Linked DNA regions of Mus musculus: region 1 is linked to region 2. The links are chromatin contacts, found by POLR2A ChIA-PET in ENCODE. All regions are on one chromosome and are shown on one strand. The core of a region is the stretch at or near the end of the contact, and the rest is flanking DNA. Distances in the headings are between cores, read along the strand shown.

The links. ChIA-PET counts read pairs that join two places held with the same protein, here RNA polymerase II (POLR2A).
Region 1: POLR2A ChIA-PET joins it to region 2 with 16 read pairs in Patski. The contact joins the enhancer-like site here to the promoter of Spryd3 in region 2. POLR2A ChIA-PET finds 5 or more read pairs at or near these places in 3 of 5 experiments (Patski and embryonic stem cell).

What each region holds. Positions count from the first base shown.
Region 1 is chr15:102,223,020-102,226,655 of GRCm38, forward strand. It overlaps Itgb7 (integrin beta 7), which reads right to left. Exons shown (of 15, transcript NM_013566.2): 3 at 1,539-1,740; 4 at 1,283-1,453; 5 at 312-553. Among named protein-coding and RNA genes, the nearest start is that of Itgb7, 7.1 kb to the right of the region's middle. Within about 2 kb of position 1,630, at least 2 of the 3 ENCODE cell types and tissues checked have a DNase peak (open chromatin) inside an H3K27ac peak, as active enhancers do.
Region 2 is chr15:102,134,916-102,138,446 of GRCm38, forward strand. It overlaps Spryd3 (SPRY domain containing 3), which reads right to left and starts at 1,300. Exons shown (of 11, transcript NM_001033277.3): 1 at 1,221-1,300. The coding sequence starts at 1,243.

The DNA of each region.
Region 1 (3,636 bases), core at 380-2,879, 88 kb after region 2:
CATGTGGTTGCTGGGAATTGAACTCAGGAGCAGTCAGTGCTCTTAACCGCTGAGCCCTCCCTTCCCATTTCTAATTCTCTGCTCCAAGGTCTCTGAACACCCTCCTCCAAACAAGCCTGTTGTTAGTGGAGGCCCTCTTATGAACTAGGAAAAGTGCCTCTTCTTCATGATCGTTTACTTCATCGTATCGGATAACTGTTAAGGTAAGCATGCACACCTCAGTGAGATGATATGGATACGGCACATATCCATAACAACAGGTAGTCCTGGCCCCAGACAGCTCCTGGGCTCAGATCCTAACCCTATCTCACCTGGCAGAGGGCAGCCTGCAAAATGGCATCAAAGCCGCCTTCGGGTGAGTCCAGGTTGCCAGAGACATTCTGGCGTCCCACCTCTCTCTCGAAGGCTTGAGCGTCCCCGGTGAGGGACAGCACGTGGTGAAAGCTGAAGGGTGGCTGACAACGCTCCAGTCGGCTGGGGCATGGGTGGTGAAGCTTGGAGGGCACGGTGCTTACAAAGGGCAGCACCGTTTTGTCCACGAAGGAGCCAAAACCTGAAAGCAGAAAGCGATGGGAGCTGTGCCAAAGATCACAAGGCATCGACAGGATTTAAGAGTCCCTGCTAAATACTCAGATGATACACCTAGATGACAGGGACCTGGCAAGGGCAAAAATGTGACTCAAGAAGGTGGGGATGGAGGAGATGAAGAGGAGGACCCAACAGCAGCATCCAGGCTTCCTGGAGGCTGAGGCATCCAGGGTCAAGGGTGTAGAAACAGCAGGCGGCACCAAGCCGGTGTTTTAAAGGGGGCTTGTTTATTTTGACTCAGGTTCTCTCTGTGTAGCCCTGGATGTCCTGGAACTGGCTCTGTAAACCAGGCTGTCCTCAAACTCAGAGCTCTGCCTGCCTCTGCCTTCTGGGATTAAAGGTGTGCACCGCCACTACCTGGCACGGGGTGAATTTGAGCCATAGGGGACGGGGGGGGGGGGGGATCATTACAGAATGTGGAACAGGAACACTGCATCTAGATTATCCAGAAACACTGGGTGGGCAGCTGTCTGTCTGAATAGTCTTTTAAATTCTGAGCCTCAGTTGGTCCTCCTGTAGAGCAAGGGAACCTTCAAGGGTCAATCCAAAAGCTCCTCGAGAGCTTAGACCTAGATGAGTGTCTCTTGGGAGAGATGTCAAGATCCAATGATCGAGTCTGTTAAATACTGGGAGAGTATAGTGGAAGCTAAAGGCAGTGACAAGGGCTGGCAGGGTCTAGGTAGCGCTTGCTTACCTATGCGCACAGAATGTGTGACCTCCTGCAGCCTGACCAGCAGGGCATGCCCTAGCTGGCGCACACGTTCCAAGTCGTCCTTCATTGAGTAGCTCAGGTCCATAAGGTAATATAGGTCCACGGGGTACCCCGCAGCTCGGAGGAAGCGGACCCGGAATTTCTGGGGCTCCCCTGATAGAGAAAGGGAGGATAGACTCTGAAGCCCAGTGCATTCCAGGCCAGCCCAGACTTGCACCCCGCGCTGCCCCGGACTCACCTGGTCGCAGCGTGACGCGGATCCGCTGCGGGGCCAGCTGGGTGGCCCCCTCGCCGCGATCTCCCTGGCTGAGCGGCTTGTCCTGCAGCACCTCCTGGCGGCCTCTCGGCTCCTCTAGCTCCTGCGCGGGGCACCCGCGAGCCAGTAGCTCCTCTCGCCGCGCGCAGCGCCTCGCCTCTGCCTCTCCCGAGGCAGTGAAGTTCTGTACCCCAAGAGGAGGCTCACTGAACCCCAGCCCCCACGGCCCCTCAACCGACTAACAACACCACCCTGCAAACCCTGCCGCCTGCAATCGCCTGCACATCCCGGTCTGTTCTCAGCCAGCCTCCAATGAGCCCTGATTTATTCTTACAGTTCACTCACTCCACAGCTACTATGGAAAACCTATAGTACTTTCTTCTTCATCAGCGCCCACTTCCAGTAGCAGTCCTCCCCGCTTTCCGGAACTCAACGTCCCCTTTCCCGAAGTCTCCCACCTATGCTTTCTCATTAGAGCTACAAACTTCCGTTGAGATCTCAGGGTCTTCAAGGTTACAGAAAAACCACCCCGTAGTCCATCTTCCCCTGCATGGCCAGATTAAAATAGGAAGGGGGTCAGTCACACCAGTTTCTGGGAAGGAGGACGATAAAGACGACAGAAAGACACACGTGCACGCACGCGCGCGTACACACACACACACACACACACACACACACACACACACACGACGTCTGGTACCCTGCACTGACTGACAAGCCGCAGGGGAAGGAAATGGCTAGGTGGCTTCTCCGTGGGCAATGGTGCCAGCCCCTAGGGAACGGAAGAGGTAGATACAGACCAGCAGCTGTTCCCAGGGGCTTATCTCTCTAGCCACTGTCTAGGTCCTCTGCCTCCCTGACTACGGAGTTTCATGATCAGTAGTTTCTTGGGCCCCCTAGGCAGCTGTAAACATGGCTGCCTGTCAGTGTGTCTATCTTACCAAGCCTGCACTTATCTAAATCTCCATCTTTCTGTGAGAGACTGCCTCAGAGGCCCTTCCACGAGCACTTCCTCTTTTTTTTTTATTTTTGTTTTTTTTTTTTTTTTTGTTTTTCGAGACAGGGTTTCTCTATAGCCCTGGCTGTCCTGGAACTCACTTTATAGACCAGGCTGGCCTCGAACTCAGAAATCCACCTGCCTCTGCCTCTCGAGTGCTGGGATTAAAGGCGTGTGCTACCACGCCTGGCTGAGCACTTCCTCTTTAAGGCATCCATAAAGAGCAGCTTTTTTAAAAAACTAATTTTTTATTTATTTTTATGTATATAAGTACACTGTAGCTGTCTTCAGACACACACCAGAAGAGTGCATCAAATCCCATTACAGAGGGTTGTGAGCCACCATGTGGTTGCTGAGAATTGAGCTCAGAACCTCTGGAAGAACAGTCGGTGTTCTTAACCCCTGAGCCATCTCTCCAGCCCAAGAACAGCTCTTTTGACCAGCAAGGAATACACACTCCCCAGCATCCTTACCCCTCAGGTACCCCAGACCTTCCCAGTGGCCTCCTCCCATACACTCACATAAATCCACAGGTTTTTGGAAGCCTTCATATATTTCCCTCTCCAGAATGCATGCCGGGAAATCATAATCTGCACATACATGCCTGACTCAGAAGCCTCATCATGCATGTTCTGTTATGGACTGGATTCTCCCTCCAAATTATCTATTGTTATCAATGTGTCTATCCATCTACTGTCTGAGACAGAGCCTCAATATGTAGCTCTGTCTGTCCTAGAACTCACATTATAGAACAGGCCGGTTTCGAACTCACAGAGACCTGCCTGCCTCTGCCACCCAAGTGCTTGGATTAAAGGCACATGCCATAATTTCCTGACTTGTGCTTAATTTTTAACTCTCACTTTGATGGTATGTGAGGTGAGGCCTTTGGGTGGAGGTTAGGCTTAGGTGAAGTCCTGAGAGTGAGACCCTTGAGATGAGATGTGCCCCTTAAGATGTGACAGCTGGGGCTGGAGAGGTGGCTCAGTAGTTAACAGCACCTACTGCGCTTTAAGAGGACCCAAGTTCAGTTCCCAGCACCCATGTGATGGTTTACAACCAGTAACTCCAGTTCTTAGGGATCCA
Region 2 (3,531 bases), core at 50-2,549:
ATCTATGACTAAGAGGCAGCCAGCCTGGTCTCAAAGCAAATTTCAGAAGACAGCAAGGTTTAGACAGAGAAACCCTGTCTAAAAAAACAAAAAGAACAGGGTAAAGCAAGAGTCTATCCACAGTCAGGACTTTTAAATTTTATTTCAAGGGTAATGAAAAACTTCTAGGGAATTGTAAACAAGAAACGGTATGAATTTTTTGTTTGTTTGTTTTTCTGAGACAGGGTTTCTCTGTGTACCTCTGGCTGTCCTGCAACTTACTAGCCTTGAACTCTGGCCTGCCTCTGCCTCCTGGGTGCTAGGATTAAAGTGTGTACCCCCACCCTGCCTGAAGCCCATGCTGTTCAATTCACTGAGCCTTCTCTTCTGCCAGAACCCCAGCCCTTTTTAGTCCGCAGAGGTAAACGGATTTCTGAATTCTTCAACAGCCTGCTCTACATAGTGTGTGCCAGGGTAGACAGGGCTACACAGTGAGGCCCTGTCTCAAACAAAAGAAAAAACAACTTAGCAGATCTTAACTCCAAGTTGTAACAGAATTCAGAGGGCCGCAGCCCCTAAAGCAGCAGCAGTACCGGAGAAAAACATGGGACTCTCTCGGTATTTAGACAACCAGCAAGGCCAGTAAATGAATGAATGAATAAAATCTTCCAGAGATCCAAAAGCGGGAAAACCATGAAGAAATATTTTCTTCCTGCCTCCCAAACACCTGGCACTGTGCCCTACACACAGTAGGTGCTTAGCAATCCTGGGCTAAGCTGAGTTCGATCCCAATGTGCACATTGGGGCTCTTCTGCAGGAGCTACAGACCAGCACATGCCCCACAAGAGCAGACACCTGCGGCGCAGCACTGGGATCCCCCAGGGCCCTGGGCCAGGACTCGAACCCAGGTAGATGCCGGAGCCCCAGATCTGAAGGCATCGGATCTTCGAGAACCTGACAGCCTCAGCACCAAGCAGCTGCCGCCGCACTGGGTCCGGGCACGGCCTCAGGACCGCGGGGTCTCTCAGGTGACACCCGGGACCACCCGGCCTTAACCTGTCAATGAGGCTACGCCCCGTCGTCACAGGCCCTGGCTGCAATGGGGAGGGTGCGCGGCGAGAGGAACGCCCGTGACCGGAGCCCCTGGCCCCGCCCTGAGGCCGCAGCCGTCGCCCAGGACCCCCGCCTCGAGATCTGCAGAGACCGAGGCCTCCGGGACCCCGCCCCCGATCCCCGCCTACCGGGGCCGCCGCGTCCTCCTCATCCATAGGCCTCTCAGCTCCGCGTTGTAGCTCTTCGGCCGCCGCCACCACACACATCCGGGTCCCCGCCCTTCCTCTGCTCCGTCAGGCCCGCCCCCACCGCTAAATCTGACCAATCCGCAGCGCTTCTTGAAGATGGGCGCCCTCAGCAGCCAATCGCAGGGCACAGGCGGTGCGGAGCGCGGCCCGGTGAGCTGGGTACCTAACACTCGGCGGCGTCTGAGGAACCCTGGTGTCGGGAGGGTGGGGGAGGCGACGTGGCTGCCCGGACGCCACCTCGGACGCCTGGAGCTCAGGGAGGCGGTCAAGGGGCGGCTCCCTTGGGGCGGAGTAGGTCCCTGTGCCCGTGCGCGAGCTTCGTGTTCCCAGAGCCAGAAGTGATGCTAAAAACCTCTCTGGAATGTCCTTTTGAGCCACTTAACGGCATGGGGGGGGGGATTTTTTTTTAATGTTATCTCCTATTTTACGCGTGAGAAGCCAGAGGCTGATCTCCACAGCGGCAGCACTCGGCTGGCACCACATGCTTTCTTCTCTCCGGAGCACCCCTTTGCACCACGTTCGTTCATTCCAGGACAGGCGTTCCAGAACAGGAGAGAACATATGCAAAAGGCACAGTGGGATGAAACCCGGGTGCTCTTTGGGCTTGGGCTTGGTAGGAAAAGTTAGCTCGGGTCAGAATGTACCGGAAAGGATACTAATCTTTATCATGCACCTCCTATAAAGGGTATGATTGTCCTTGGAAGGAATTGGGATTCTTGGACGACTTCAACGTTTTGCTCTTAAGACTGAATATTCTTTCCAGAAAGACTCATCCTGTGTCAGAAACATAAACGAACATATTTGTGTCTTTCCACATCTAAATTTATTGAGTATCAAATACATCAGCAAGCGATGTCAGCTTCATTGGCGGCAATTTGCCAATTAGACCTGATTTACATTGATAATGGGCCCTTACCAAACACATGAACTTTTACTTTAATATTAATTACTAACTCTTGGGTCACAGATTACATATCCTGTGTGTACTTATGTAGGTTAACAACATGGCTAGAAAAGGGTTAAAGAAGCCACAGCATAATTCAAGAGTTCAGAGGCCTTACTAGAGACAAGAGCTGATAGAGTGCAAAGTCACTGCAGCCAGAGAACAAACCTAGCTGGGGAGCTGCTGAAGGTTCCAGCCTGGGATGCAGCCATAGCTGCAGGTCACAGGGCTGAACACCTTCAGAGGCAAAATGTGAGACTGGGTATGGATGAATACGTGGGCAACCCGTAATGCGAGTAGGTTCCATCAGCTGTGGACCCCAGTTGGGCTGAAGCCCCAGAAACAGTCAGCATTTCTCTGTTGTCCTTTGAGGCACACACAAGGTAGTTGGTAGGGACCACTGTCCCCAGAGTGTTAGACACCTTCCTCATGGGGTCCAACTGAGGGTGTTTCTTGGTCTGATTATGTTTAATACATTCTTTTTGTTGTTGTTGTTTTCAAGACAGGGTTTCTCTGTGTAGCACTGGCTGTCCTGGAACTCACTCTGTAGACCAGGCTGGTCTTGAACTCAGAAATCCCACCTGCCTCTGCCTCCCAACTGCTGGGATTAAAGGCGTGCACCATCACTTCCCGCCGTTTTTCTTGAACCTGATGACACTTAAGTGATTTTAACACGCCCACTGACTGTATAGTCTCAATCGTTTGTATTTGGATCCATTTATAGAGTGGTACCTTTCACTTTTAAAAAACAAGATTTATTTATTTATTATGTATACAGAAGAGGGCACCAGATCTCATTACAGATGGTTGTGAGCTACTATGTGGTTGCTGGGAATTGAACTCAAGACCTCTGGAAGAGCAGTTAGTGCTCTTAACCTCTGAGCCATCTCTCCAGCCCTACCTTTCACTTTTTAAATTAACTATTTACTTTAGTGCTTCGCCTGCATATATATGTGTGTGTGTGTGTGTATGTGTCTGTTTTGTATATAGGTAAATAGATAGATAGATCATATATTGATATATATAATCTATGCACCATCTGTGTGAGTTACAGACAGTGAGCTGCCCTATGGATTCATGGGACTTGAATCTGGGTCCTCTAGGAAGAACAGTCAATGTCTTTACCCGCTGAGCCATCTCTCCAGGCCACCTTTTCACTCTTAGTTATCAGTCTAGGATTCATACGTAGTGCTAGTGGTATGTATATGCAGAGTCCCACTCCAAGTAGAGCCAGATACTACTTGTACGAGTCACACAAGGCAAGACAGCCTGAAAGCCACCATTTTACACAATATAGAATAACTTAGA